Regions from separate parts of the Mus musculus genome. Here all the other regions are linked to region 1. A link is a loop called in an ENCODE intact Hi-C map of the cell type or tissue named here. Cell type or tissue: heart. All regions are shown on one strand.

Region 1 (8,000 bases):
CTGGGACTGCACTGGTGCCCTCTCCTATACTCATGGTCCAGCTCAGCTGCAGCTGCTCCAGGTAGAGAAGGAGGTGGCAAGTCAGCACGTGCCTGGCCTGGCCTGGCCTCTGCCCCACAGGGTGGTCACCTGCCGGGACAGCGCCTAGCCCCACCCAAGTCAGTAGCAACAGACCCTCTGTCACACTGTCCAGAGTGCCCACTGGCTATACCTAGGCAGGGAAACTGAGGCAAGATCAGTGGGAGACTACAGAGACAGCACTTTGCAGCCTCTGGTGCCTGGGCTGGAGAGCTGCAGGCCACAGGCCAGGCCAGAGCCCCTCATGCTCCCTTAGCAGGGCCTGGCTACCCACCAGGTTCTGAATGCCTCTCACATAGTCTTCTTGGTGGCGGAGCTTCTTTTCCAGCTGGGCCTGCACCTGGGAGCTGATTGCTGTCATTCTAGACTGCAGGATAGAGGGACAGGTGAGAGATAGAGAAAAAGTCCTCTGGAGGATGTGTGGGCTGTCCTGAGGGGTCCACTCTGGTGTTCTGGGCATTGTTCACTCAAGGGCTCTGGGCTCTTGGCCAACAGCTTAACTCCAGATGGCTCAGCAGGGCCCCTTGACAACCTTGTACAACTAGGAGGAGGCTCTGGTTAGCTGCCTGAAGGGTCAGGCGCCTCAGTGGCTGGGCGGACTGCTGCACAAGAGCAGGGCCTCCACCTCCATGGCTCTCCTGTGGGCACACACCCGTAGTGTCACACTCTCTTCTCTGCCCCCTGGAGCCAGGAAGGGACCAAGGTTGCATCCATGCCGTCTCTGTCTGCCTACACCAGTGCCCTACACAAAACCTTAAGATATTAGGGTTTAAGAGCCTTGAGTTGTACTACCTTAGTAGTCCTGTCTCCTGGAATAGTTGAAGCCCCCACTTCACACCCACCTCTGGGATGGGAGGCCCAGCCAGATTCCCTCCCCCAACCCCAAACCCCTACTCCCCCAACCCCCCTGCAGCATCACCTGACCTAGCAAAGTCAGTACAGGTGTCGACAGGAAATTTACCCCAAATTTGGGGTGATTCTGTGCTTCTAAGCTCTCAACAGGATAGGAATAGGGATCCCCTGTTCTCCTTTGGACAGCTGACTTGGGGACTGTCACCTTGAACTTACCTTTCCTATGGGCAGCAGAAGCCTGAAGACAGCGCAGGGCCTGGGACATCAACAGTCTTCGTTTCTCCTTCTCCATATTTCCTTCCAGCTGGACCAGGCTTCTGGAAGCTGAGGCAGAGATGTGACCCAGCAAGCTGAGCTGCTGAGCCCTAGGGCGTTGGAGCTATGAACCAGATAATAGAGACCTGAGTGGGCCTGACTGCTGGTGCTGCTCTGGTCTCTGGCATCTGCCTGCCCCAGGGTGAGGAAGGACTAAGGCTGAATCATAGAGAAGGGATAGGAAAATGCCCATTCCTCCAGGGAGCACTAGCTCCCTGCCCTCTACCCCTGCCACATGGCTCAGAATCCCACATGTACAGCAAAGCATAGCAAAGCCCACATTGTAGATGAGTTCCCAGCAACACACTGCCCAGAAAGCTTAGAACTCAAGGCTCTGCTCAGTCCTCAGGCAGATGCCATTGGTGTGGGGACCCCAGGCATCTTTCCTTAGACAGTTCCCAGGGCCCAAGTGTTTCTCCTGCAGCCTGGGTCTCCTAAGTTCCATGGAAATCACTGCAAAGACCATAGTAAGTTCAATGGGCCTGTGCGGGTCACATGTGGTCATTGAGTTTACCCAAATCCTTGTAAGCACTCCCGCCTTGAGGGAGGAAAAACAGGACAAATGGTTGTTGCATGAACTGGATCAGTGTCAAATGCTTCAAGGGTCCCAGGGAATGAGGACCATTGAAGAAGACGAAGTGACTGGTGGAGGATTTTGGAGAAGGGAGCCACAGCTGCCCTGTCCAAGGGCCCTGTATTCTAGGCTAGATCCTGCAGCTGACAAGCTGGGCGACCTTGACTATGCCTCCGCTTGTAGCTATAAAATGACATGGACCAGCGGCTCTCAAAGCTCGGCAGAAATCAAAGGTTCTCTGGAGTCCTAGGAGTTGAACTGCAACCGTCAGACTCTGATGTCTTTCCAGAGGTGGTCAAGGAAAGAGGAGGCCACAGTGGGTTAGAGTAGAACGTGAGTGTGAAGTGCTGCATTGCTAGGGGCAGCAAAGACTGGGGCCTGGGGCAAGGACTGTGGGGCAGCACCACAGCCAAGGCCAATCAGTAGCCACTTGAAACTAGCAGTGGCAGTGGCCTGAAGATCCTGCCTTCAATTCAGCTTCAGCTAGTTATGACCAGAGAACAAGAACCTACAGGCCATGGTATGGCATCCTGGGTACCTGCCAGGGTGTGTGGCCTCAGGCCTTTCTGTCTCTGATTCCAGGAAGTTGTATCGAGCTTCTGTTTAGAGATGCTAAGGCAGAGCCTGCTTGCAGGTTAAGACGTGGCAGGCACAGAGACAGCATATTAAATAGAAATGGCCCTGGCCTGATTGTCAACTTGACTACATCTGGAACTAAAACCCAACTGGTTGGCTGGGTGCACCTGTGAGGTGGTTGGTTGGTTTTTAAAGGTCGTGTGTGTGTGTGTGTGTGTGTGTGTTTCTCTCTGTGTAGCCCTGGCTGTCTTGGACTTGATTATGTAGACAAGCCTGCCTCTGCCTAGAGGGCTTTCGTTACCAAGCTTGGCCAGGAAGATCCATGTTAATCCAAATCTTCTTGAGGAGGGAAAATCCCTCCTTCATCTGAGCCATGCCTTCTGGGGCAGTCGGTATTAGCACACGGAAGCTCTCACTCTGCCTTCTTGCCCTCACTCTCGCTGGCATTAGAGATTCTGGTGTATCCTGAAGACCAGATGAGACATCCAGCCTTGTGAACTGAGCAGCTACTGAAGTTTTGGATCTTCCATTCCTAGACAACCATTGTTGGACTAGCAGAACCACAGCCTATAAGCCACTCTAATAAATCCCCCTTCTCTATGTATTATCCATTCTATCGGTTTTGTTCCTCTAGAGAGCCCCGAGTGGTACACAAACCTCATCATATTTGAGCAAAATAGAAGCCATCTCTTGGTTATAGGAAGAGCAGAACCATGGAGTGATAGAGGAGCCACTCAGTGGGCCTGGACAGTAAGTCTTCCCAGAAAGGAAGTCCTGGACCACCAGGTTGTATGCATGAAGTTCCACAAATGACCACTAGGTGGCACGGTTGCCCAGTCAGTGGGGCTTCTGGCATGGAAACCAGAGAAATTGGGCATGTACCTCCAGCTGCCCAGAGAAGTCGGGTGCATTAGGTCGACTGTGGTTGGTGTATGGTTAGGCTAAAACACAGACCCTGGTCGGGCTCTGGAGCAAGACCCAGCTGATATTGAGAACGCAGCAGGAGTGCACCCTGGTCCACACAGTGCTCCCCAGAGAATGAGAGGCCCTAAGGAAAGACAGCAGAGGTTCCAGAGGTCGGGAGACACATGGGGAAATGGTTTGGTTCCCACTGGCCCCTGGCCCCGGCTGTGATCCCTCCCACCTGAATTGCTGTAGCAGGCTGTGGGGGTGGCAGGCTCTATTGCCCCACCCACAACCCTTGTCCACCAAAGCTTCTTAAACAGGGATGCACGCCCTGTGCAGGTGCTTGCTCATGTACTATCTGCAGGTGCCCTGTTCCCATACTTCCCAGCATCCCCCAGGTCCTAATCTTACTACTTAGGTCTTCCCTGTTTTCCTCCACTTCCAAACAGCAGAGCAGCACCTGCCTTACCTCCCCCTCAACCCAGAGACACTGCTTTCATGGTACAGTGGAGTGAACAAGACTAACAAGAGACGTGATGGCTTGCTAAATTTTAAATACTTTGCCTGGCCCTGACAGAAGAGTCTGTGGCCCCTTCGAGGGAGGAATGAAGAGGTGGGTAGGTGAATGGGTGGGGGGTAGATGGTTGCAGGAGTGTGGGGTGGGAAGGGAGGAAGGTGTGTGTGGATGGGTGGGTAGGTGGAAGGACAGGAAAGGAACCCGGGAATGGCGGGGACTCAGACAACAAGCCCAGGGTAGTGGCAGTTAAGGGTCTCATGTGCCTCAGCAGTGGCTGTGGTGACACCCTTCGTGACACATTCCTGTCACATCTTCCAAAACACCATGACCACCCCTACATACATCTTCCTTCTCTCACTGAGGTGCCATGCAGATGGTAGGCAGAGAACCACCATGACAGCTCTGCCTGTCCCAGCTCTGCCTCCTCAGGGCCCCCAGTTCTCCTGCACCCCATCCTTCTCACCAGACTCACCCTGGGCAAGTTGCAAAGCCCCAGGTGGAAAATGTGGTGTAACTTGTGCACGTAGTCAGCCTCTACTAGCCCAGCTGGGCACAGGAAGCTGGGCTGGGCACGGGGCCGAGAGGATGTGCTTAAGTGTGACCTCTGTGTGGACCTTGTCCTTCTGGAATGGTGGGTAGTGACATGGGCGTTTATCACATCCAACAGGGTGACCACAGCCTCCACAAGTGATTGTCAATCACACAGAGGCCAAGGACCTGCAACTCCAGTTCAGGGTCTCAGAAGGGGTGGGGTGCAGAGGACTGAAGGTAGTGTGCTCTCAGAGACAGCTGTCCCCATTTCAGTGCTGTCTGGCTTTTGTCTTGCACTCTGATGATCGGCGCTTAGTCCCCCCCCCCCCCAGAAACCCTGGTTAAGTGGGAGGTTCTGAGCCCTGCCCTTTCTGGAAAGGTGAGCCCTCCCCCACCTCCCGCCCAATGTCTAGCAGGTCCCTAGTGGCATCAGCTCCTCTAACCTGAGTGTTGACCTACTTCCCGGTGGGTCACATGACTATCATACCCATTTCAGACGAAGCACCCTGTGGAATGAGTGGCCTAGGACCCATGGCATAGCCAGCACTTGAACCCAGATCTACACGGCCTTCAGCTTGGTACTTCCCTAGGGGGCTTTACCCCCTAGGGACCTGCCTTGAGCCTGACTCCCTGGGTGTCACCTCATAGGTCCCATTCTGCTGTAGTTGGTATCGGCCCCAGCAGAGATCAAACTGCTCACTAAATATGCCCAGGGTCTGAGTCAGGGCCCCACAGGCCTGCGGTGGGGCCAGGCTCCAGGTTCCTTGAAGCTGACAAGAACCGGAAGTTAAACAAAAGCCTGCTGGGCGCAAAGGATCCCAGGCAAGAGCTCACCAGTGAGCCAGTACCTACCTGACCTAGGCAGCTAGGCAGCCATCCCAGGCCACACGGTGCATAGAGGACTTTCCAGCCCAGGCGATCTTCAGAGTCCCAGGATGGCTGAACCTGTATGAGGGATGAGCAGAGGAGAGGCTGTCATCACCTCAGAGGGGAGAAGCTGGCAAGACTTTGCCTGCCTTCATCTTCCCCTGTAAGAAAATGGAGGCTAGAGACTTCTGCTCCTCTTTGTAGGTAGGTGTCCCTACTGGGATACTGAGAAAGCTCCCACTCCTTGATGACAGGATGTCAGCTGTCCCTTCTGGTCCCAGGTGTCCTCCCCCACCCACCTTCCAGCCTCTTCTGACTGAGGAAGCTCCGCAGCTTAGCCCTGGCACAGGGCCTTTGCACTGCTGTCCTTGCTCACGCTTTCGGGTCCTTCCCATCCAGCCCCTGTACACGTGCTCCACCGTGCCTATCACTCCCGATTTTTAAAAGCTGTGTCCATTTGCTTGCACTTGAGGGTGGCAAGAGGAGGCTCAGAGAAGCCGCACAGTTTGAGGATGCACAGTGGGTGGGGAGGCCGACTGTTCTGCTCAACCCTCCCTGGGGTGGCTACATATGCAGATTATCATACAGATGAGCCCAGAGACTCTTAAGGACTATTTTCTCCTTTGAAAACCCACAGATATGCAAGCATGGTGCAAGCACAGGGCTCCAACCGGGCACCGAGTAGAGGACCCTTGAGGTCATGCTGTGTCTGCTGAACAGGGCCTTCCTACCTTGTCCAGGGCCCAAGCCAGATGTCTGCAGCCTCCCTGTCTCCTAGAGTGAAGTTCTGTTCCTAGTGAGGCTGCAAGATCTACCTCTGCCCCACCTGGAGAGGTGAAAAGAATGGACAGAAGTGGGGAGGAGGGAGGGGTGGGCATGTGAGAGCCAGTTCTCAGCCCTCTTTCCCCACATGCCCCCCCTCCACCAGTCCCCCAGGGAGGGAGCCTTCAGGAGGCTCAGGGAGGACAGGAGAAACAGGAGCATGCCTGGGAGAGTGGCTAAGGACTGGTGCTGCTGGCTCTGTTACTCCAGAGCAGTGACAGCACCTCTCTGTCCTTCAATGTCAGGCTCTGAAAACAGCGATGGCAATAGCCATAGCAGGATTGAGAGTGGGATAGATTTGTGACACAGGACCACATCAGCTGTACTCGTCACATGGGACTGGAACCAAGGTCCCCTGACCCCACCTTTGGGCATCTAGTGCAGCTGCCGACCCCCAGTCAGGCTCGCTGAGCAGGGTCTCCTTCCAGCCCCACTGCCTAACTAATCTTTATTGTCCCAAGTCACAGCCAGGTCACCCTGGTGGCTGTCTCTCGAGTATCCCAAGAACAGGCAGAGGCTGAAGCATTGTGGCAGGGACAGAGACAGCTGGTGGGTAAGCTCTGCTGTGGGGGACATGGTGGAGAGGGTGGCTGTAGCCTACCCCAGCCTTGAGTAGGCTGGCTTTGACCTTGCTGCCACTGAGTATGAGACCACCTGGAGTGGAGCCTTCCTACTTAGATGGCTCTATTCTTCTGTCATCTGTTGCTGCTCTTCTCCAAGACACTGTTACCTGCTGAGAGGCCCTTGAGATATTCCTGAGACAGCATCCAGCAGATCACCTACAGGCTGGCAACAGGCACCAAGAATGGATTGGCGGGGGATGGGCCTCCCCCTTTATAAGCACAGACTCTTAGTAAACTTGGGGGCCTTGAACAGAAACGCATCTTGGCCTCCATTATTTCTCTCGTCGTTCTCTCCCATACAGCTCCTGCCTCCCACTCAGGAACCCAGTTAGTGTGGCCGCAGGCGGCTTACAGGTGGCAGTGACTTCATGTAAGATTATGGCTGTGGGTTTAGGTCATAGCAGGAGACTGGTTTGGGGGACTCAACTGATAACAAAAGCTACTCAGGTGGGTGGCCACCTCACCTATTTTATAAAACTTGGAAGCCACACGTTTGTTCGGTTATGATACCACTTAAAGGCAACCTTCCTCCACAGAACCAACTCATGAGCCCCAGTTTCCTTTTGTTGTTAATTTCAGTTTACTTGAGACAGGGTTTCATGTAGCTGAGGATGACCTTGACCTGACCTTCTGGCCTCTACTTCATAGGGGCTGGGATTGCGGACATCTTTCCTCAAACCCTCACTACTTTTTTTAAGGTGCTGAGGATCGAACATTCTAGGTAAACAATTCTATCAACTGGGTTGCAGCCCCATCCTCTCTGTGATTTTGCTTATCTCTGCCTGTCTCCTCTGATGGCTGAGTCTTGGACCATCTTATGTCCTGAGGATTCCCTGGACACAAGGACTAGCAGATACTCACTCACAGCCGGCAGAGCACCCCAACCCCACTCTTGCCCGTCAGCTACTCACCCTGAAGACGGATGGTCCTCAAGGGCTCTGAGAGCGACTCAGAGAGGCTCCCATTGAGGGCCACCTCCCTGCCATGCCACAGTACCACCTGGTACAGGATGTGGGTGCTTTGTGCTTTCTGGATCACAGTCCTCAGGGCCAGCTCCGTGGGAAGTGTGCTGAGCTGGAAGAGAATGGGGTGGCTGGTGTGGAACCCAGCCACGCACTGCTTGGGGTGGGGAAGGAGAGACACACCCAGAAAGAAAAAGGAACTGTGTGTGGATCAGTGTTTCCTGCATCTTCAGAACCACAATGCTAAGCATGAGCAGGGAGTGGGGCAGATTGTGAGCAGCAGAGGGTAGAGAGCCCATGAGCTCTGCAGACATGCAGTGCGCCTCTGAACTGTTTCCTATGAGGTAAGAATGCCAGCTCCCATTGTATCCATCCCT
Region 2 (8,000 bases), 300 kb after region 1:
TAAGAGATATTTTTAAAGAATGTAAGAAAATGTGGTCCAGTATTATTGCATTTTTGCTTTTTTTTTTTTTTTGGTTTTTTTTTTTTTGGTTTTTCGAGACAGGGTTTCTCTGTATAGCCCTGGCTGTCCTGGAACTCACTCTGTAGACCAGGCTGGCCTCGAACTCAGAAATCCACCTGCCTCTGCCTGTATTTTTGCTTTTTAAAAAAGTGTTCCTAAGGCTTCATTCTTTGTATGTGCTATGTATGTGAGCCCGTGTGCCATGGCACACACACAGTCAAACAACAACTGGATGGTGTCAGTTCTCTCCTTCCACCTTTATGTGGGTTCTGGAGGGCGAACTTGAGTCTTCAGGTTTGCACAGCAAGCACCTTTACCCACTGAGTCATTTCCCTGCCCAAGTGTCCCTAGTTTCAAGTAAAATTTTTAATTGCAATTCTCTCCTCAGACTTCCTGATTTAAAACAACCACCAAGTCAGATGATGGTGGCGCACACACCTTTAGTCTCAGCACTCAAGAGGCAGGGGCAGGTAGATTTCTGTGATTTGGAAGCCAGCCTGATCTATAAATTCCAGGACAACTAGGGCTACATATAAGAAACCATAAGAAACCCAGCCTCAAAACAAAACAAAAACCCAACAAAATAAAGCCAAGTGGTTCAAGTAACATTTTGAGAACCCATCTTGCAACAGTGCACATTAGCTGACTCTTCACTTATCCAGACCTGGGCAAGAGGGCAAAATGCCACACCCTGCCCGCTGCAATCCAGGTAGACAAACCCTGCTAAACAGCTTCTCTCTTCCTGAAACAGCTTCTCTCTTCCTTGAGTCAGCTTCTTTCTTCTTGAGATAGCTCCCTTTCCTGGAAACTGGAGTTTCCGGAGCATCAGTTTGGTGACAACATTGGTCTTGTTCATAAAGTGCAAAGGACTACAACAAACAGCACCAGAAAGGTAACTCCTGGTTTGAGCTAAATCCCCCCTTCCACCCCCCACCCCCCAAGCAGGAACTTTGAAGCAACCAAGAGATTCTGGATTCTATAAGGGAAGCAGCCTCCAGCCAGACAAAGCAACTCACTGTGCATCTCAGCTATAAACCTGGGATTCTTCAAAAGAAAAGATTTCACTGAGATAATTTGTGCTCCGATCCTCAGGAGGCCCTCCTGCTCAAGGCTGACACTTCTTGCCTTCTCACCATGCATGCTCGAGCAACCCCTGGCTCCAAATTCACATCCTCTCTTATCTTCCATAATGTTATGAAATTAACTAGACAACACATTGCTAAACTTGTAAAATTAAAAGGCAAACTTGCAAAACTTCTTGTTGGGGCAAAACCTGGCAAAGTTAAGCAACCCCATTTTTTTTTTAACATCAATGAAGTCACTGAGAAAGCTATGACAGAGTTGCAAGACAGGTTAAGTCGTTACTGCCGAGCCTGATGACCCTAGTTTGTGTGTTTCAAAAACAAAACAAACAAACAAAAAAAACAAAAAAACAAAAAGAGTGTGTGTGTGTGAGTGTGTGTGTGTAGGAAGGGAGGGAGAACTAGCGCTCACCAATCACTTTTTCTTCATTTTTATATATCTCAGAAGTTTGTTCCAATTGTTTTGTTGTTTGCTGTTTGAGGTGAGACCTCACCGCTGCCCAGGCTGGGGAACTCCAGGGCTCCAAGGCACCCTGCCATTTCACTCTAAGTGGCCGAGGCCACAGCACGCAGCTGACACCCGGCACTGTAAACACATTTCACTTGAAGATCATGGAGAAAATGTGGGTTTGCTGAGACAAAGCACACAAAGGTATTATCTAGAAAGCAACTTTCCTCCCGAGGTATTCTGTCTAAAGATGTTTTTGATTTCTATCTCCTTCTTAACTAGCTACTCAAACTATTTCTATAGTTGACTATCAACCAGTCATTTACAAATGGATTGAATACACCCAAATCAGTTTCAAAAATCAGTCAATATTGACAACTGTAAAACCTTACAGCTGGCAAATGAACATTGTTACTAATAGATCTTGGAACCACAAGACAAGAGCCTGTAGGCATATAGAATATAACCCCCAACCAAAAGTCACAGGAACACAGCTGGGAAGGGGTGTTTTGGTACATCTTGAGGACACTGATCAACCTGTTCTTTGCATAATACCCCACTCCAAATACTGACATTTTCAACCTCAATAACTCAACCTTATTCACATCTGTAGCGCACCCTGCTGGTCTAACAGAGCAGAAAGGGGAAATTTTTCAATAGAGAAAACTGTCCATGCACTTGATTTAGTCCAAAGATGAAGAACACCACACCAACACCAAGTCCACACCCACACATACACTCACGCACACACAGTGCAGCTCTGCTCATCATTTCAACGGAGGTGAAGAGAGCCTTGGATTCCTTCAAGACCTCCATGAAAAGCAGCTACTTCCAAAAGAAGCAGGAAAAGAGCAGATGGCAAGAGCGCCCAGCCCCTCCCCCAGTCCAGTAGAGCATTGTCCAATCGAAATACGATACCGGCGGTACGTGCCATTTTAAATTACGAAGTGGCCATACTAAAATAGTAAAAAGAAACTGGACAGATTGTTTTAATTCTAACGTAGCCACAACAGGTATCACCTCAAGTATATAACACACTGCTTGCTAAACACTGGCTGATTTAAGCATAGGAGTTTACCAAGGAGATCTTTTTCGTTCTTTTTCTTCCTCCCAAACGAAATCTTTCAAATCAGACTTTAAAACTGAAACCGGAGTGGGGCGGTGGTGGCACGGCTTTTAAATCACAGCATTCGGGAGGTAGGGGAAAGCAGATCTCTAAGCTCAAGTCCAGCCTGGTCTACAAAGTAAGTTCCAGGGCAGCCAAGGCTAAACAGAGAAATTCTGTCTCGAAACAAACATACAAACAAACAAACAAATTGAAACCAAAAGTGAATCTCAATTCTTGCCACATTCCAGTGCTCGACCACCCCACTTTACCAGTGGCCACATTACCATCGGACAGCGCAGGTCTACACCAGACCCTCTTGGTCTTAAATACCTAACACTATGACCCTCTTTGATCCCTTAACATCTGGGGACCCAAAAAACGCCCAACCCCGGAATAAATTCACCCAGTCAGAGCGCAGGCACCACCCCTTGGGCCCAGCTAGGACCTTCCAACCTGACCACACCCCTGCGCTGACTACCCCTAACCGGAAATTCCCGCTAATGGGAACTGACAGGTCTCCATTCTTTAAGGGTGGGGAAAGGAAAACCGAGAACCCTCGTACAGTCTCCGAACCCCGGCCGAACACCGGAAGCCAGTCGCCACCCATACGCGGGGTGGGCCGCGCATAACACCCGCAAGGGGCGAACCCGACACCGGCGAGCGCGCACTCAGCTGGCGTCGCGAGCGTCCCCAAACCGAGACACTTACTAACACGGACGCCCCGCGATCACCCAGCACCCAGGAATAACGAAATGCTAAACCACCAAAAGCTAGTGCGTGGATGTCGGCCAGGCAGTCCAGGTGGCAGGGGCCGCCGCGCGTGCCCGGATTACGACTCCCGAGGAGCCCGTGCAGCCGGTTCGGGGGTCCGCGCCCCTCCCCCGCCTGAAGTCCGTTAACGGCCGCGCGTGCTCACGAAGCGACGCGGCGCACGCACGCGATTGGAAGAGCGCGACCCTGCCCGCGACGCCCGCGCGTCCCCTTCCCTCACCTGCGGGGCGGCACCCAGGAGCCGAGGGGCGCGGAGTGCGGAGGCGACAGCGGGATGTGCGTTCACCGGCTCAAGAGCTCTCACAGTCTCGCAGCTTCCCTGGGCGACCCACCGCAGCTGCCAGCCCGCGACGCTCGGGGCGGCGCCCTCTGGCGGCGGGAGGCCTCGCGCGCCGCCCCGCAAACGCTACCATTGGCTGCGTTGCCAGTGTCAGCCCGGGGTTGGAGGCGCCACGTCGGGGCCTCGGGGCTGCGGAAGCGGCGGCGATAGGCGGAACCCTGGGCGGCCACACGGAAGGGGGTGAGAGACCGCAAGCTCTTGAGCCCAGCATCATCGCCCTCTCCCACACCGCTTGGATACCAAAGTAGGACTGGAAGGAGACCTAGATTCATCTGGGCACCAGGGTGTCACTTCCTTCGGAATCTGTTCTCTGCAGTAACTTATCCTGAGCGTCCTGCTTTGCATTCCGATACTGTTACCGTCACCCTGAAAACAGCCATACAGTCGTGTCCTTTCAAATGAATGACAGGCATAGGGACCCGCGTTGAACAGGGAGGTGACCTAAACTCATTCGGACGCCGGAGCGTCACTTCGGAACTTGTCCTCAATTCCCTATCCTACTCGCAGTCACTGTTTTTATCATCTTGAAAACAAAATGCGGTATTTTTGCAAATGAATGTAGGGACGGATCTCAGAGCCAACACAAGCTCTTGTTCTCCCTGGCCTTCATCTCAACTTATATGTCGCTGTATTCACCGGTGTTTCAGTGGTCAGGTGTACATTACCCCAGACAGAACAATGTAAGGCTGAGTCCCTGCGACTGGAGATGTGAAAAGTGCTCCAAGTCAGGGCAGTAGAAGGGAGAGTGCTTCCAGGCAGTGGGAAAGATCCTGAGCCTAAGTTGCTGAGGGACAGGGAAGACAAAGTGTGTGTGTAGAAAGCTCAAAGAGGATGAGCCACTGCATGAAATTTGGAATTCAGTGTCTGAGATGGAAATTACAAGGTCTAATTTGCAGTTTTAGAAAGTTTCTTCATGCCGTTGGGCGGATATATAGAAAGGACAAGCAGAAAAGTGAAAGGGGTTGAGGATGTAACTTAGTTGTCAAAGTGCTTGCCTAGCCTTGAGTTTGATTTCCAGCACCAAATAAACTGGATATGGTGGGGTACCCTTGTCATAGCAGTACATGGGGGTGGGGGGGGGGGGATAGGAGTTCCAGGTCTTCTTTGGCTATGAAGCAAGAAATACCCAGGTCCAGGACCACTGGGGACAGAGGGAAAAGTTTACATTAGAAGGAAGACACTGAGATGCACTCTGTCTGGACCCAGAGTGCTACTGTAAGCTCAGGAAGTCGTCAGTACTGGGCCAGTACAAAGTGAAACTTGATGAGAATGTATGGACTTCCTGTTGTTCCTGTACCAATGGCCTACATTTTTGTTGCCTTGAAACAACATAAACTTAAGAGTTCTAAAGGACCAGAGTCTGCAGCAGGTGTTTCACTGGTGATGTCCAGGTGCTGACGAGGCTTGTCCCTTCTGGAAACTAGTGTTGAGCTCTTGCCTCTTTTTAGCTCCTAGAGGCCTCCTGGACTCGTAGGTCATGCCTGTCATCTCCAGAGCCAGTATTTTCCTCTAAATGAGGTCTCCTTGCCACACCTTCTCTGGGTCTTTGCTTTCAGTTGTCCCTCAAAGGGCCCTGGTGATTGCATTTGAAACAAGGAGGTCCTGGATCCCACCTGGAGATTCCCAGTGATTTTCCAGGCAAGGTAGCAATAATCACAAGTTGCTGGTGATAGAGAGTAGATATATCTGGGAACCCATCATTATATGTACTGTAGGGAGCAAAGGAAAAGAAGGGCTGAGCATGGATGAACCTTCTCTAGCCTTGAAGAATACTGTGTGTTGTAAGGGTCTCTGCTTCTTTGTCTTCTATACTAGTGGGGAAGTCCCCGGCCTCTTACCTGGGTGCTGTACCGGATAGGTGCATTTGCTGAAGAACTGTTTTAGGCTCCTGCCTCCCAAGGGCTGGCATTAAAAGTTCATCACTATCCCAGTCTTTATTCTGTTTTCCATCCTCTGGTACCTTACAGAGGCCCGGAACACACAGTGTTTTATGATCTCTATGAGATTGAGGCCAGCCTGGTCTATGTAGAGTTCTAGCCAGGGCAATGGAGTGAGACCCAGTATCAAAACAACATAAACTGTCCACATGCTGACTTGCCTTAACATCAATTTATACCTGAAACTAAATGCAAGCTAACCATTAGTCAGTTCATTAGAAATAGGGTCAATTTACACAAAGGACAGGGGAGAATATTCAGGAGTCAATGGGACAGATTTTATATTTGATTCATCAGTTTATCCAGTAATTATATGCCCCCAAACAGGTGATGGGATAGAAAGCCTTGCATGTGCTAGACAAGCTCCCTGCCACTGAGCTATAGCCACAGACCTTTTAAAGCTTATTTTTATTTTTTAAATATTTTTTAAAAACTTTTATGTGCATTGGTGTTTTATCTACATATATATCTGTATTTATGTGTCAGACCACAGGGCGTCAGATCTCTTAGAACTGGAGTTGCAGCTACTTGTGGGTGCTGAGAATTGAACCAGGTTCCCCTAGAAGAGCACCCATTGCTCTTAACCTCTGAGCAATCTCTCCAGCCCCAAAATTTATTTTTATTAATGTGCATGTGTGTGTGTGTAGGCATACAAGCCCCATGAAGCTGGAGAGGTGCCAAGATACCCCCAAGACTACTCGAACAGGCTTACCTGCCTTTTCAAGTTTCTGTCTTTCAAGACACAAGCAGCCAAACGCCACCCTGCAAGGGAAAAAAAAAGCCCAACATCAAGCCATACAATCCCACCAATCCCTCAGCTTGCCCCAAGATCAGGTCACAAAATCCCACCAATCTGACACCACCTCGTAAGTCTTCACCCACTCCCCCCAAGAAACCCTATATACAGCCTGCCTCCTGCTCAGTCCTGTGCTGGGTCCCACTAGAAACCCTATATACAGCCTGCCTCCTGCTCAGTCCTGTGCTGGGTCTCACTAGAGCAAGGGCTGTCACCCTCTTCTGTTTTTCCCATGTGAGGTTTCTTGTACAGTGTGACTTTGTGGTATTTCTTGGCTCCTTACTGCCAGGATACCTTTCCCCTTAGAGCTCTTTCATTTACATATGCATACACATGAACCGAATCGGGAACAGAGTGTGGGTTTCCCCACTAAGTTCTATCATTTGGAGGCCCCAGCGAGATCTGCGTGACACCCAGGAACCCTGAAAGACCCCTTGGAGGTACGTTTGTTTGTGTGAGTCTTCTATGTTGTCTGTTAAGTGTGGCACCGCTGAATTTGTGTCTTGGTTTTTCAGTTCTGAGATTGTGGGTTTGAGTCCCACCTTGTGTCTTGGTTTTTCAGTTCTGGTATTCTGTATTCTGGCAGCTGCCACTTTGGACCGTGAGGACCTAGTGGCTGCAGGAGGAAGACGTTCTAAGGCCCCACAGGCTGCAACTCTGGAAGACGTTCCAAGGGTGACCCTGGAGGAAGTGCCCAGGGTGAGGGACAGTCAGAAAGGTCTGACTGTCATCTGGCAGAGTGAGAAAAATAAGGTGCTTTTTCTGCCAGAAAGGGAGTCGATGTGGAATCTGACCCCCATCAAGTAGTGTTTGGCTGGTTGTACAAGTCCAGGAGAGAATGAGTGTGCTTGGATATACTGGTGTCTTTTTTCTCTGTTGCTGTCTTGTTTTTGTTTGTGGTTTTCGTCATGGGACACAGACACCGTACATTGGAGGTAAAGTGGAATCCCTCCCTGCCTGTCTGTCTGTATGTCTATGTGTCTGTCTGTCTTGTTCACTTGTGTGTCCTCCATTAGACCACCTTCTGATTCTGTTTTGCTTTTGGTTTGTCTGGTTTCAGGTCTGGTTTTGCTCTCAAGGGGTTGACTGATTATCTTGGTTTGGCCCCAAGAGACTTTTCACTCCTGCTGGTCGGGTGAAGGATTTCCAGCAGTCTATGTCCCTGTACAAAGACCAGCATCTGGCAGTCATGGGGCCAAAACAGTTGAAAATGATATCCATGCAAATTCAACAAGACCTCTGATTGGACACTGAAGGTGAGCCCCTCTCCCTCCCAACTCTGGAGAAAAGCAACTTCACTTCTCCTGCTGTGCTTTCAGTCAGTGCCATCATATGGATTTGGACAACTGAGATTTCTTGCCAGAGCTACTCTCTGGTGTAGACAGAAGGTCCCTTTAGCCCCTTGCTAAAACATGACAGCCCCTAACAGGCATTGCCAAAGACTCTGTAACTTTGTTT
Region 3 (8,000 bases), 160 kb after region 1:
CCTTGGTCTTCTCAGGCTCTGCAGGTCTCTGTGTTTTGCCACCAAAGTATCTGCATTGGTGTTTATGGCTAGAGAGGGTAATGGGTGGCATCTCCACTGTAGAGGTAGGTCTGATGTTAAGGTCCTGTTGCCCAAATTGGTTCTTGATTTGTCAGTAAAGAAAGCCGTGGGCCAGTTGCTGGGTGGAAGGTACAGGCAGGACTTCCAGGTTCCTGGGGGGAAGGCAGGAAACACAAGGAAGGAGAAGAGGAGTTCGCCATGCCTTGGAGAGAGAAGAACCAGCCAACCATGTGAGGTCTTGGGAGGAGCGGTGGGCTGTGGCCGCTCCTATAGGGAGGTGGTCAGAGATGTCTAGCAGGGACTAGATTAAACTGACCTGACTAAGGTTAGGGCAGGTGGGAGGAGTGGAGCTAAGAGTAATAATAAGGGCGAATTTTCCAGGTGGGAGGTAGAGCGCCCAGCAACTGTGCCAAGAAGACAAGTTGAAAATGAACAACTGTGTGGGTGGTTTTTATCTGAGGATTTAAGGAAAGCCAGGCAGGGGCTGGTAGCTTGTCCTCCATTCCTGGAGCAAAGGTGGGTATCCCAAAACTACAGGCAACACTTTATCCAACTGTTCTCTCTCTCTCTCTCTCTCTCTCTCTCTCTCTCTCTCTCTCTCTCTCTCTCTCTGTGTGTGTGTGTGTGTGTGTGTGTGTGTGTACAGGCATTCAGGTGTCTGCTGTGTGTGTATATATATATGTATGTATATGTGTGTATGTGTGCATGTGTTCCTGTGTGCATGTGTGTGTCTGAGCATTTGTGTGTGTGTGTGTGTGTGTGTGTGTGTGTGTGTGTGCATGGATGTGTGTGTGAGTGTCTTATGTGCTTACATGTGTGTGTGCATGTGTCTGTGAGCCTCATGTGTATGTGTGTATGTTTATGTAAGTGTGTGTATGTATATGTTTATGTGTGTATGCATGTCTGTGTGTACATGAGAGCATGTGAGAGACACATGTGTCTCTGTAGGTACCTTTGCAGCTATACTCACCTGTGTGTACAGAGGTTGACTTTAATTTCAAATGTCTTCTTCTTGATCTCTACCTTGTTGACTATGTCAGGATTTCCCTCAGACTGAAGATTTATGGATTAGCCACTGAGTCTCTGTGATCAGCCTGTCTCTGCCGCCAGCAGAGGGAATGCAGACTTATGCCACCTGCCAGGTTTTCATGTGGTTGCTGGGGCCATCGGCCCAGGCCTAACGCCAATTCTAATTAAGATCCACCCTTGATTCAGAATGCTTCAGTCTTTGCAGAGTATCCCTAACACATTACATTTATTGAATGAACTTATGTTTTGAATATTTATTTTTATGTATTTATTTTGTGCAAGTGTATGTGTGAATATAGGTTCGTGTGTGAGAGTCAAAGGAAAACAATTTTTGGGAAATGCTCCCACGTAATCTTTGTTTTTAAAGATTTTTTTTAGCATGTGTTGGGGGAAGGGGAGAGGAGAGGAGAGGAGAGGAAAGGAGAGGAGAGGAGAGGAGAGGAGAGGAGAGGAGAGAGACAGAGAGAGAGAGAGACAGAGAGAGAGAGAGAGAGAGAGAGAGTCTTTGCCCATTTTTGTCCATGTGAGTGTCAGTGCCTGCAGATTTTAGAAGAGGGTGTCAAATCCCTTGATGCTGGCATTTCAGGTGGCTGCAGCAACCCAGAATGGGTGCTAGGATCAGAACTCAGGCCCTCTGCAAGAGCAGCACTCTCTTAACCCCCTCCTGGAACTTGTAAAGGCATGGTCCCTTGTTTCTGCCGCAGTGCACCTTACTCCAGGCTAACTGGCCTATAAGCTTCTGGTTTACTCTCCTGCCTCTGCCCATTCTCAGTGTAGGAATGCGGGGGATGAGTGGGCTGCGGGAGAGATTAAAGAGATATTTAATGCCAACCTCAGGTCTCCACATATACACATGTGCATGCACACACACACACACACACACACACACACACAGAGAGAGAGAGAGAGAGAGACAGAGACAGAGACAGAGAGACAGAGAAAGAGCCTGAGCCTAAATTGCAAAAGGTCCAAAATAGGCTTCAAGATGCCTTAGTCTGAGCTAGGTGTGGTGGCACAAGCCACAAGCCCTTGGAAGCAGAGGCAGGAGGGTCTCTGTGAGCTCAAGAACAGCCTGGTCTACATAGCTAGTTCCAGGACAGCCAGAGCTACATAGTGAGACCGACCCTGTCTACAAAAGAGCCAACAAATGGCTGCCTTAGCCTGGAAGACAGGTGCTCTTGGGTTTCAGGCCAGGATAAGGGACTGAGGTGTATATTTTGCATACCAAGACTGATCCAGCCTCCAGGTTCTCCCCGCAGTCCTGACCTAGTATACCCGCCCTCTACCCTAAACTTTCCAGCCCAGTGGCTGGGCTTCTCTCCCCCCAGAGGCTCCTCCCTGTATGGTCACTCCCTTCTCTCCCCATCTCTGCATTTTCTCTCTCTGCTGCCCATGCTCTTTCTCTCTCCCTCTGTCTCCTTCCCTCTGTCTCCCTCTCCATGGCAACTTCCCTGGCTTCATTCCTTCGGACCAGAGAACTCGACCAAGAGTGGTTTTCCAATAAACCTGCCTTCGTATGTACTCTAATTCAGCTTGAACTGGCTGGCTTGTTTCCCCAGCAGAGAAATAACTTCTCAGGTGCTGTAGGATGATGTCATCTTGTCCTCTGTTCAACACCTGCAGTACCAATAGAAGAAGAAGCCCACAAGGTGTATTTGGACCTTGGCCAATCTTTGTCACCTCCCTTGTCCTCTCCTTGTTTCCACAAGCTGAAAAAACTCAGGTTCCCCAACAGGAATGCTGACAGCTGAGGAAGGTCAGAGATACTGAGTCACCCCAGAGTGGCCCTTTCTCCTCTTCTCTCTAGGACCAAGACTCCTCCTCTGTAAAATGGGGATTGGGCTGATTCTAGTTTTTGTTTTTGTTTTTTGTTTTTTGTTTTTTCCCTTTAGACTCCTGTCCTGGTTACCCAGGGTTCTCCTATTGCCTAAGACTGCGGCACCCCCTGCTGGCCAGGAAACGCCTGGTGCTCTCTGATTTCCCTACAGGCGGTTTGGGGAAGGGCAGCTTGGCTGATCTATGGAGGTCAGCCTTTGGGATTTAGAGCTGGGCTCTGGGTATCCGTCAAGTTGGATTCCAGTCTTAGCCCCTCCACTTACTAAGAAGGGGGCCTCAAGTGTGCTGTGAAGCTGCTCAAAACCCAGACCAAGGCTTATCTGTAATATGCATAACTTCTGTGGTTTTTTTTAGAAAATATTTATTCCTTTTTATTTTATTTATATTCTTGTTTGCTTGCAAGTATGTCCATGTACTGTGTATGTTTCCTGTAACTGAAAGGATCAGAAGAAGATCCCAGATCCCGTAGGATTTGAATTACAGGGGTCTCTGAGCTGACCGTGGGTGCTAAGAACCCATTTGGGCAGTAAGTGCTCTTACTGTTGGGTCGTATCTCCAGCCCTCGTTTGTTTGTCTTGTTTTGTTTCGTTTTGTTCTTTTAGGATGAGGTCTTACTTTGTAGCTCTGGCTAGCCTGGAACTCGATGTGTAGACCAGGTTGGTCTTGAAGTCACTGAGATTCTCTTTGTTCCGATTCCCGTGTGCTGGGCCTAAAGTGTCTATCACCTAGTCTTGTCTGTCTGTCTTTCTTCCTTTCTTCCTTCCTTCCTTTCTTTCTTTCTTTCTTTCTTTCTTTCTTTCTTTCTTTCTTTCTTTCCTCTTTTTTGAGACAGACTCTGTTGTTCAGGTTGGCTGTGAGCCTTCAGCTACTATCTTTTCTCATATTCCCGAGTGTTGGAGATTACAGGCATGAGCCACCATGCCCAATATGCGTTTGTGTGTCCTGCGTCACTCCCGCTCCCACTTGTCATGTGTATGCACGTGTGCAAGGTACTGCAAATGTGGAGAGCGGTGGACAAAGGACGACTTGGTTCTCTCGTGGGAAATCAGTCCTCAGGCTGAGCTGCAAGCATCCTCACCTGCCATCTTGCTGACTCTCCATCCTCCTCCTCCCTTTTCCTTTTTCGTTTTGATAGAGGTTTAAAACCTCTGAGAAAGCAGGTCTCCACCTCGAGTGCCCAGCTCAGAAAACCCCCCATTAAAAAAAAAATCCCCTGAAATTTCCCAGTGCGAAACCAGAAAATCCCTCAATACTCACTTGGTCGGTCCTCTTCCCAGTGCAGCCAGGATTTCCAAATCCTAAATCATTTACACTTTTCTCTCAGAGGTCACTAATGAGAGTCCAAAGAGAATCACAGCAGCAGCCATCGAAACTCCTCTTGAACAGACCGAGGAACATCCCTGATCTCAGCAGGGAGCTGAGGCAGGAGGATCATGAGTCACAGATTTGGGCTCCCTGATGCCATCACCCCAGTCTCTGCCTATGTCATCACGTGGCCTTCTCCCCGGGTCGGAGGACCACAGACACTGGTGGGAAGCTTGATCCAGGATCTTCCATTTCTATTTGATCCCATTGGCAAGGCCCAATTTCCAAGTAAGGTCTTACCCGGGGGTTCTGGGCCTGCACTGTGTTGGAGGGACCCTCCTCCTTCAGTATTTCCTGAGACGCATTCGATCTCTTCCAGGGGACCATCCCTCATCCCTCCCATGAGGAAGAGATTCTCGGCCACTCCAGAGTCTTCCTCTAGAGGGCGCTCAGCCACCCTGGAAGTGCTCAGCTCCTTGAGGGGCACAGCCTCACCCAGACATCAAGCACTCACGCCTGCTACCGGACGGCAGGGATGGAGGCTCTAGGTCCAACTTTTGTGGTTGACAGAGGAATAAACGAAGACTCAAAGACAGACAGCGGCTTCCTGAGGTCACATGGGTGACTGAGAACCAGAGTTAGACCTGCACCCAGAACTCTTCTTCCCCCTGCTGTCTACAGGGAGCACCTTGTGGACAGACTTTTATTCTATAAAGAAACAGAATCATTACCCAACACCCTCCCTTGTTGTTATCCATAGCAAAATAAAAAGCTGCTCCCTCCAGAGAGGTGACAGCAGCACTGGAGCCCAGTGGAGGACTTGCTGGAAGGCCTTAGTTCTGGCTCTCAGAGTCAGCTGTCACCCTCTTCTTCAGACTCTCCCTCAGACTCACGTGCGACCTTGGGCAGGTCATCCTCCCGGTTCCCCGCTGGAATCTTCCCGACCTGGCATCCCACGTGAATTTGATGGTCACTTTGAATTCAGCCATCTCATTCCCAAACAGCTTCAGGACATGGGCCTGCTTTGTGGTCAGCACATCACCTACTTTGCGTACTTAATAGTCAGACAGCAGGGTCTCCACACCTTTCTTGAGGGCAGTGGGCAGCCCCAGCTGCCTCAGCTGTGGCTCCGTGGAATGAGGGAGCTGCTTCAGGGGCCCTGGATCCAGCGCAGTTAAAGTTGCCTTGTTCCCAGCTCTGTGTGAACCACTCATTCACCGCCTTCTTCCTGCGGGTGGTAAAAAGGAGCCCAGCTTCACCTCTCAACTCCCTGCTGACCTGATGTAGGTTGTCTGATGGCTTCGACCCAAGGCCACCATCATCACCTTGTGTTTGCTGTGCTTCCAGGCATTCCCATGTCCCTCAGCTTGCTCTTCCTCATGTTAGCCACAGAGAAGATGAAGAAAGAGGTGCTTGTAGGCACCCACACATTTCCAAAGTTGTTCTATCAGGTTCTGCTTCAGTTACAAGCCTTGGCAGTTTCTGTTAAGGAAACTTTCGTGTTTCGCTTGAATTTGGGCACTGTGCTAAAGGCATGTACCGCAACTGGACCTCTTGAGCCCTTCAGTCAGCGTCCTCATAGTTCTAGAGCACTATGGGAGGGACGGTCTACCCAACTGTCCATCCTCGGGCACATTATGCTACACACACACACACACACACACACACTCACACACTCAGCCCCACACCTAGTTACAATACCACCTCACTTAACCAACTTCCCTACCACTTAAGCCTACACACTCAGGGATGGAAAGAAATCACAGGCAGCCACTCTCCCACTGTGTTAACTTCCTGAAGCTGCACTAACAATTGACCACACTCTGGGGTTTGCATCATTTGTAGTCCTTGAGAGGCAGAAATCCACAGTGATTTGCTTGTGGATAAAAGCCTTTGGGAGGCTCTTCCGGCTTCCTGAGGCTTCAGCCTCCCTTGGCTCAAGGCTCCTTCATTAGGTCTCTTCTGTAACTCCTGCTATTGGCGCCTTCCCAATTCTTGCCTTATGGGAGTATCTCTGTGACTATGGTAGATTCCCTGGCTCCTTAACAACACCTGAAGTCCTTTTTGACGCACCCTGAGCACTGGATGGAGGACTTGGAAGTTCTCAGGGGCCATTATTCATGTCTGATTTTATGTGGGTTCTTTCTTTCTTTCTTTCTTTCTTTCTTCTTTCTTTCTTCCTTCCTTCCTTTCAGTTTAAAAATTTAACACTACTTGCTTATGTTTTTGTGTGGATTAAAAACATTAGTGATTAATTCTGAGTCACCAATAATGTATTAATATCAAATTAAGGAAAGAAACCAAAGCCCTCGCCTTGGGGGTCACTGAACCAAGAGTGAGCTTAGATGAGAACTTCCCATTTCAGTCTCCCTGTGTCTTCTGTCCTCTTGTCTGTCTGTTGTATGAGTCTGAATCTGTGCCTGCCTGAAGGCTGCCGTGTGACTGTGTCCCTGTGCGTCTGTCCCTAACAAAGGGCTTTGCTATGTTCTTACTGCACAACACAGAAAGCATCACATGGGGAAGGCGTGAGGGAGACTTTACAGAAACCTCAAGCAGAATTTTACAAGGGATCAAGTCACTGACTGCATCTGCCCCAGATAGCGAACAGTGTTACAAGCGTCTGTTTGTCAGGCGCTAGCTGTATGTGAGTTCAGCATTTACAATAGATGTTCATTTTATAACGTCACTTTTGACCTCTTTTTGCTCCTTTTGGCAAATGATTATTAGAACATTACTCTGAGTTCAGGAAGAACAGATTTTTTTTTTTAAGATTTATTTTATGCATGTGAGTACACTGTCGCTGTCTTCAGACACACCAGAAGAGGGCATCAGATCCCATTACATATGTTTGTGAGCCACCATGTGGTTGCTGGGAATTGAACTCAGGACCTTTGAAAGAGCAGTCAGTTAAATGGGAAATCCAAGGCAAGTGATGTTCGCTGTTACATTGTTCTCTTGAAGGCAGGTTAAGCAAACAGGCTGAGTATGCAGTAGGACAGCTGTCTTAAGTGGTCTCAGGTGTATTGAAAACTCTGGCTTTGAGGTCTAGGAAAGTTCCCATGACTTAGAATGTAAGAGACATTAAATCATATTGTATCACTACAATTTTTGTTGTTGTTTTGTTTGTTTGTTTTGCTTTATTTTGAGACAGAGTTTCAAAATGTAGCTCTGGTTGTCCTGGAACTCACTATGTAGATCAGGCTAGCCTCAAACTCACAGAGATCGTCCTGCCTTTGCCTCCTGAGTGCTGGGATTGAAGGCACGCACCACTGCATCCACCCTGTTTAACATCACCACACTTTTTATTTGATGTGTGTGGGTGTTTTTGGCTATATGTGTGTCTGTGCACCACATACTTGCAGTGCCTGAGGTCAGAAGAGGGTGTCAGAGCCTTTGGAACTGGAATTCCAATTGTTAGTTGGCAGGCAGGACCTGAACCATGTTTTTCTGGAAGAGGAACAAGTGCTCATAACTAGGTCTTTATTCATATTTTATGGTACTGGGATGAAATCTTGGCCTTATGCATTCTAGACAAGTGCTCTCTATCTTTGAGCTACATTCCAGACCTGGGAGAGTACCATGTAGCCTCCTACACATCCGTCACTTCCCCTCTCTTATATCTCTCCCCATAACCCCTGAGCACATCTATGCGCCAGGTCCTTGATGACCACTGCTCAGAACAAGAGGGAAGGAGATGGAAATCGAGCCAGCACAGGGGTCTGTGCTCTCCCCACGGCTCTCACAGCCCTGCCAAGCTCAGGCCTTCTTGA
Region 4 (8,000 bases), 240 kb after region 1:
CTCTTATAGGTAACTAGAAAGACAGATACTTAGGGAAAAATGGATTCAAAAATTTGACACAGAAATTTCATATGTTGATAATATTTAAAACCAATGATAACCAGTCATGGTGGCTCAAGCCCATAATTCCAGCCTTCAGAAGGCAGACAGTATGCCAGCCTGTTCTACATAGTGAGTTTGAAGACCAGCCAGGGTTACACAGTGAGACCTTCTCACAAAAAAATAAAAAAGAGTAAAAATAAAATTAATAAGCAAAGAAAAGGCCCAGCATGGTGGTAAAAACAAGAGATAAAGAGTTCCACATTGCCGTTTTAAAAAAAGATTTATTTATTTTATGTATATGAATGAGTACATTGTCAATCTTCAGACACACCAGAAGAGGGTATTGGATCTCATTACAGATGGTTGTGAGCTGTGAGGAGCCACCCTCACAGTCGCCTAGATGGCGCTGACGAAGGTTGAGTGTCCAAGTGTCCTTCCCCCAGGAAAAACGACACGGGAGCGGACCAAAACCCCTCCGGGTGACGAGCCTGGGAGGAGGTTTTGTGTAAGGCCCCTATGCTTGCACACTGGGGATTTGACCTCTATCTCCACTCTCAGTACTGGGTGGCCTGTTGCTTCTAAAATAAAAGAAAAGGGGGAGATGTGAGTAGCCGCCCTCACAGTCGCTGTTACAAGATGGCGCTGACATCCCTTGCTCGTAGTAAAATGTGCGCAGGCGTCAGGGTATCGTTCCATTACCCGAGCCCTGCCTTTCTCGTGGCGTTAACTGACTGATAGTGGGCAGCCAATCCCAGTGGTGCACATCTCCAACCGTTTTTTTCGCAGCCTATAAAAGGGAAGGGTTTCTGCTCTCTGGGTCTCCTCTCCTGAAGCTGATCATCTATCTCTCGAGATGTATTAAAGCTGTACTGCAGAAGGATCCGAGTGGCCTGCGTGCGTTTTACTGGCGAGATGGTAGCATGGGTCAGTGAGCCACCATGTGGTTGCTAGGAATTGAACTCAGAACCTCTGGAAGAGCAGTCAGTGCTCTTAGCCTCTGAGCCATCTCTCCAGCCCCAGTTCCAAGTTATTATGTATGAGTTTGAGGCCAGCCTGGCTTGCAGGAAACTGTTTCAGACAACAGAAAATCCACCGGGTCCCCCAACATCCCTCCCAATAGTATGCTGCACGAAAGAGGACGTTTCTGGTCTATACTGAAGATTCTTCTTTTCAAGCTAAACTATTTGGTTAACTCTCTAGATTCAATTAAGTCAACTAGTCTTCCTCTGGAAAACAAAACCAAACCCTAAGATGAAATGTTTAATCCTAACATCCAGAAAAAAATCTAGCAAATAGCCTATTCTCAAACTGAAGAAATAAGGAAGCTGTTGTTTCATGTCATTTGCAGTACTGGAGATGGAACCCAGCACCTCCTACATGGGTAAGGACACACTCTCCCATGCAACACCAGCCCCAGTACAAAAGCAAACACTGGCAACTAATGGTTTGTTTTTGTTTTTGTTTTTGTCCTACTCCTTCAGAACTCCTTAAACAAGCCAGCCTATAATAGAGTTACACCAGAGCACATTTACCTTCTTAAGGATTTCCAGCCATTCCACAACAGAATAAGCTTTCCTATCATGAACATAAGACAACCTTTCAGAAATTCTAGGAACTGTTAATGCTGTCCAAAAATAAAAACTATTACAACGACTCATTTAAACTTCTTTAATTTCTGATCACTCTCCTAAGCCAAAGCCAATGGAGTAAAATAGTTCCAAATATTAATAAGTAAATGTTCCATGTGAATTTTATCTCTCCTCCCACATCACATTACCTTAGAGAGGTTCATGGAAATGGTTGTGTATTATGACATAGGTATGTTATCTATATCCATGAGTGCATGCAATTACATATGTATAAAATGAACATATGCAGAATACAAGCTCTGATTCAAGGGAAATCTCAACTAAATCTTTTCTTTCTAATGGCAATTATTGATTACATATGAGTGAGTGTCTACATGCTGTGGTGACATTTGGGGTCAGAAGACAATACTTAGAGAGGAGTCAGTTCTCTCTGATATATGAGCACAGATCAAATTCAGATTGTCAGGCTTGGGGACAAGTGCCTTTACCCACTGAACAGTCTTTACCAGCTTCCACACTAAATCTTTGAAAATGAAAAACTCCTGGACTATTTGCAGTGCCCTTTGAAAGCATGTACGTATAAAGTTTATTCTCACTGCAGCAAGTTTTAGTTTTTGACAGTGGTGGGATCAAAGCCAGGGCTTTTGTGTGTAGTAGGCAAACCCTCTAACTCATGTCTACACTCCCAGTTCTACTGCTGCAGCACATACTGTCTGGATGAAGGAACCTCTGTCTTCAGAGGAACTGACATTGAAACTGTCGAGTAAGTAGTCTGAGCAAGGAAACTCACCAAACACTACAATGGCGAACACAGCAAAAATCATTTCATTCTTCACTGTCAAAGCAATGAAGAACTGAAGCTTCACACTGTATGAGGTGATTAAAAGTTGAATAAACTCTAAAATACTACCTATTTAAAACACAACCTGTGAGATGGCAAAGTCAGCTCAGCAGTTAAGAGAATACACTGTTCTTGCAGTGGAACTGAGCTCAGTTCCCAGCACCCACGCTGGGCACTTTACAACTGCCTGTAACTCAGGCTCCAGGGCCTCCAACACCTTCTTCTGGCCTCTGAAAGCACCTGTATTTATGTGTGTATGCCATTCCAAATGCACATAACTAAAAATAAAAAAATTTAAAATAAATTGTAACAGGTATAGTCTATCCTAAGTGCTAGCTAAGATACAATTCTGTGGCAGTCTGTACTGAGTTGTGAGAACTGGTATGCTTGATAACATAACCTAATATTAATACTTCAAAATAATGAAACAACTCTGGTCATGCTGTAGGTAAAGCAAAATCTACAGTTCACCAAACTTGCAATGTCTCTTCAACAGAAGCTATGTCATTATTTAAAAAATAACATAAATTAGCTACACATATTTCTTTTTTTTTCTTTTTTTTTAATTAGGTATTTATTTCATTTACATTTCCAATGCTATCCCAAAAGTCCCCCACACGCTCCCCCACCCACCCACTCCCACTTCTTGGCCCTGGCGTTCCCCTGTACTGAGGCAGATAAAGTTTGCACGACCAATGGGCCTCTCTTTCCACTGATGGCCAACTAGGCCATCTTCTGATACATATGCAGCTAGAGACATGAGCTCCGGGGGGTACTGGTTAGCTCATATTGTTGTTCCACCTATAGGGTTGCAGATCCATTTAGCTCCTTGGTTACTTTCTCTACCTCCTCCATTGGGGGCCCTGTGATCCATCCAATAGCTGACTGTGAGCATCCACTTCTGTGTTTGCCAGGCCCCGGCATAGTCTCACAAGAGACAGCTATATCAGGGTCCTTTCAGCAAACGCTTGCTAGTGTATGCAATGGTGTCAGCGTTTGGAGGCTGATTATGGGATGGATCCCCAGATATGGCAGTCTCTAGATGGTCCATCCTTTCGTCTCAGCTCCAACTTTGTCTCTGTAACTCCTTCCATGGGTGTTTTGTTCCTAATTCTAAGAAGGGGCAAAGTGTCCACACTTTGGTCTTTGTTCTTCTTGTGTGCGCCACCACCCCTGGCCACGATGTAGACTCTTAGTAGCTGTTTAGGTCAGCAAATCCTCATACCTCCTGCAACACAGCTGTTAGGGATGCAGGCACCATTTTCAACTAGAGTAGATTTTGGCAGATAGCACACACCCTCTAGTGGCCTAATTAGCAATTACCTTGATGTGTTTCTTTAAAGATTTCCCCCCTTTTTCCACAATTTTCTTTTCTGACATATATGTCTGTGAGTGCCTATATGCATGCATGTGAACTACATGTATGCCTGGTGCCTGAAGGGATCAGATGCCCTGGAACTGGAGGTACCAACAGTTGAGAATCACCAGCTGGACACAGAGAATGGAACCAGAGCACTCTGAAGAGCAGCCTGTGCTTTTACCCTCTTGGCCATCTCTCCAGCCCCCTTCATGCACGTTTACTTACCGGCACTTAAAACCATTCTGCCTTGATTTTAACTCATAATAAAGCCTTCTTAGTCACAGCAGTATAAACTATGAACTGACAGAAATGCTGCATACTTGCTCAACACTCAGACAGACTTGTGAATAAAAGCACTATGATATTAGAAGCTGGGCATTGAAGTTTTTCCGGCAAAAATCTCAGGTTTTCTCTCACCTAACAATTTATCAACACCCTACTTAACCCGCTCCCTCCAAGATTCCTAGGCCTTTTTACATCCTGCTTAATTTTAAAACAACTTAGTTTATCATAAGACTAAATTAATAGATATGTGCTAAATAATTCATCTTAAGTAAATTACAGAAATTCACAAAAAGGTTTAGGAACTATTTTGGCACAAATATAAGATAAAAGTTCTAAATAACAGTACTATTTATTGGCATTTGGTAGGTAGGTTGCAAGGTAAAAATCAGATGATTTAAATCAGATGTGATTTAAAAATAAAGCATTTGATAGGGAAGCTACCAACACCGAAGAGACAATACCTTAAAAAAAAAATCAAAACAAAACCAACAACAAAACCCCATTAAAATTAGAAGACATAAAACCTGTGGAAATTTCATCTTACTTACTGTCTTACTCCTTTTTCAATCAACTTCAAGACCATTAAAATAACTAGGACCCACATTCTGTCTGACCACATCTGCCTGTCTATAAACAAGTCGGCAAGAAGAGCTGTCTGAGCTACAGCAGGAGGAACTGGAAGAAGCACAGTCTAATATGCTTGTATGGACATGACTTACTTGAAGCTCTCATCTTCCTCTATTGTGCCCCTGGGAAAGTTCACTGCAGTTCCTAGCTACACACATGAGGTTCAAGTTAGCATTATGCTAGTGCATATCTAGGAAGAAAATTCTAAGATCCTACAATCTCAGTTTTGTGATTATCATACATAGGTCACTCCCATTCTGCATAATAAATCCTGACTCAGTAACCAGAAATAGCAAACTGTTGCTTTAATATGCACTGATAGCCATGGCCTTGTCTTTTGTCTTTCATAAAAACAAATAAAATTATAGCCAAATTAAAAAGCCAACACCTTCTGAATCTTTGTCATAAAAAAAAAGAAGGATGGAAGGGAGGAAGGGAGGAAGGGAAGAAGAGAAGAAGAGAAGAAGGGAGGGAGGGAGGGAGGGAGGGAGGGAGGGAGGGAGGGAGAAAGGAAGGAAAGGGATTTTAAGTGCCATAAAGAAACTAAATATTGCCTGGCATGCCTTTTAATCTCAGCACTTGGGAGACAGAAGGCATGCACCACCACTCCTGGCTTACCTGGCTTCTTGATTTGTACAGAGGACCTATGTTACAAATACACCTACAGTGGTCATAGCAAATCAATAAAGCTGCCACTATGACAAATCTGAGAACCCAGGTTTGATTTACAACATGGTAGCTCACAACCACCTATATTTCCAGCCCTGTGAGACCAACACCTTCTCTGGCATGCACAAGAATTGCATGTACATGGTACACAGATATTCATGAAGGCAAAACACTCATACACATAATTTTTTTTAAAAGTCTAACAAAGATGTCACAAACACACAAATGTCATTCATAGCTTCTAGGAGAAAGCAGGTTATGTTCAAGACAACAGAAGTCTTTAAAATTCAAGTCCCCTCTGGCTAACACTCATTTGTTTACTGCTTCAAAGAAGACTAAATTACTGAGGTACATCACTCTACATAAGTGGGTTCCACACTGGTGAACCACACAGGAGGGCCATGCCAACACTTAGACGGTATCACTGAAATGCAAATACTAAGGATGCAAGAGAAAACACCAAGAATTTGTACACCTTTCTCTCTTTGGTACAGATACACTAGCAACACTGAAGCAATAAATAAAAAGGACTTGTTTTTTTTTTTATTTTATTTTTTATTAGGTATTTAGCTCATTTACATTTCCAATGCTATACCAAAAGTCCCCCATACCCACCCACCCCCACTCCCCTACCCACCCACTCCCCCTTTTTGGCCCTGGCGTTCCCCTGTACTGGGGCATATAAAGTTTGCGTGTCCAATGGGCCTCTCCAGTGATGGCCGACTAGGCCATCTTTTGATACATATGCAGCTAGAGTCAAGAGCTCCGGGGTACTGGTTAGTTCATAATGTTGTTCCACCTATAGGGTTGCAGATCCCTTTAGCTCCTTGGGTTCTTTCTCTAGCTCCTCCATTGGGAGCCCTGTGATCCATCCATTAGCTGACTGTGAGCATCCACTTCTGTGTTTGCTAGGCCCCGGCATAGTCTCACAAGAGACAGCTACATCTGGGTCCTTTCGATAAAATCTTGCTAGTGTATGCAATGGTGTCAGCGTTTGGATGCTGATTATGGGGTGGATCCCTGGATATGGCAGTCTCTACATGGTCCATCCTTTCATCTCAGCTCCAAATTTTGTCTCTGTAACTCCTTCCATGGGTGTTTTGTTCCCAATTCTAAGGAGGGGCATAGTGTCCCTGGACCTGGAGGGCATCATCCTGAGTGAGGTAACACATTCACAAAGGAACTCACACAATATGTACTCACTGAAAAGTGGATATTAGCCCCAAACCTAGGATACCCAAGATATAAGATACAATTTGCTAAACACATGAAACTCAAGAAGAATGAAGACTGAAGTGTGGACACTAAAAAGGACTTGTAACATCTCCGAGTTACTACTTTCTTGTGTGGTCCTAGTTATTAGAGAGGCTGAGGAAGGAGGATCTTCAGAGCCAGTCTGGGCAACACAGACCATCATCTCAAAAACATGAGACAAAATAATACTTCCTTGACCAGAAATATGTGAACCTTCTGAAAACTCTTTCTAACCTTTAAACACCACTGAAGGCAAGAGTACCAGAGGGATTGTCTAGCCAAATATTTAGAGAAGTCAGCTAAGCCCTTTACCTATGACATGTGCCCTCTGTAAGAAATGAAGCAGAATGAGCCAACAACAGGCTCAAGAAAGCATTTAGTCCACAAAACTCCCGCCCTTGGTTTCATCCTTTAAATTCATGATGGAGGAAGAGGACTCATTTCCAAAGATGGCCTTGGACAGCCATATGTGCATGTTGCAAGTTTCTACCTGTGTGACACTGACACCACCACCTCTCACCCCTCTCTTTCTCTGTGTCTGTCTGTCTGTCTGTCTGTCTGTCTCTCTCTCTCTCTCTCTCTCTCTCTCTCTCTCTCTCTCTCACACACACACACACACACACACACACAAAACCATACACATGGATTTTTTTTGTTGTTTTGGTTTTTTTGAGACCCCAGGGTGGCCTGGAACACAGTAGGTAGACCACGAAAGCCTTGAACTCAAAGAGATTCACCTGCCTCTGCCTCCCAAGTACTGGGAATAAGGGCATTGACCACCACTGCCCAGTTTTAAATATAATATATTTTAAAAGAAAAAAAAAATCAATGCAGCAGAGGGGTAAAGATGTAATTTAGTTGGCAGAGTGCTTGCCTAAGGTTCAGGAAGCCTTGGGATAATGTCCAGCCCAACATATATTAGGTGTGTTGATGCCTGCCCTATAAGCCCAGAACCACAGAGGTGGAGGCAGAAGGATCCATAAATTCAAAGTCATCTTTTGTTACACAGCAAGTTTGAAGCCAGTCTGGGCTAGACTTAAACCCTGCCTCAAAATAAACAACAAAACCAAAGCTGAAAAATGACAGAGCTGCCTCTCACGCCTTCTCAGGAGTAGAGGAGATCGTCTTTGCCACATATGTAGATTGCTGAAGCTTTATGCTATGTGCTGTTATTTTGTAGCTCCTCTCCCATTTCTCTTTTCCTTTCCCTTTTAGAAGATGAGCGAAGACCCAAATAAGACAAAATTGGGCAAAGTACTCTACAAACATGCCAATAGGGCAAGACTGAAGGACGGCAGCTGTTGACCTCTGCAGATCACTTTTTATCTCTTAA

Evidence for each region. A loop is a pair of places that touch in the nucleus more often than their neighbours do. Peaks named below come from ENCODE experiments on the same cell type or tissue, not always from the same donor. Only the 100,000 strongest peaks of a DNase experiment are listed, where the experiment ranks them.
Region 2: it touches region 1 in a loop (6-fold over the local background); 17 of 42 quality-filtered maps call a loop at or near these places.
Region 3: a loop joins it to region 1, with 6 times the contacts of the local background. A loop is called at or near these places in 35 of 42 quality-filtered maps.
Region 4: it touches region 1 in a loop (7-fold over the local background); 26 of 42 quality-filtered maps call a loop at or near these places.

What each region holds. Positions count from the first base shown.
Region 1 is chr16:10,870,589-10,878,588 of GRCm38, forward strand. No RefSeq gene overlaps it. Among named protein-coding and RNA genes, the nearest start is that of Rmi2, 40 kb to the left of the region's middle. In heart, no CTCF peak of the experiment used is centred here; a DNase peak (open chromatin) is centred at 3,233; H3K27ac peaks cover 1,294 bases; H3K27me3 peaks cover 1,872 bases.
Region 2 is chr16:11,172,531-11,180,530 of GRCm38, forward strand. Zc3h7a (zinc finger CCCH type containing 7 A) reads right to left here and starts at 3,811. Exons shown (of 23, transcript NM_145931.3): 1 at 3,690-3,811. 4930509G22Rik (RIKEN cDNA 4930509G22 gene) reads left to right here and starts at 5,646. Exons shown (of 4, transcript NR_151506.1): 1 at 5,646-6,982; 2 at 7,105-7,241; 3 at 7,603-7,798. In heart, a CTCF peak has its summit at 2,216 (motif pointing left); DNase peaks (open chromatin) are centred at 2,351, 3,181 and 3,911; H3K4me3 peaks cover 2,661 bases; H3K27ac peaks cover 2,493 bases.
Region 3 is chr16:11,031,588-11,039,587 of GRCm38, forward strand. It overlaps Gm10832 (a long non-coding RNA gene), which reads left to right and starts at 245. Exons shown (of 3, transcript XR_003951970.1): 1 at 245-290; 2 at 4,250-4,518; 3 at 4,610-6,485. It also overlaps the pseudogene Gm3919. In heart, CTCF peaks have their summits at 4,673 (motif pointing right) and 7,050 (motif pointing right); DNase peaks (open chromatin) are centred at 3,064 and 4,684.
Region 4 is chr16:11,105,652-11,113,651 of GRCm38, forward strand. The region is part of intron 4 of Txndc11 (thioredoxin domain containing 11); the gene reads right to left. Among named protein-coding and RNA genes, the nearest start is that of Txndc11, 25 kb to the right of the region's middle. In heart, a CTCF peak has its summit at 3,790 (motif pointing left); no DNase peak of the experiment used is centred here.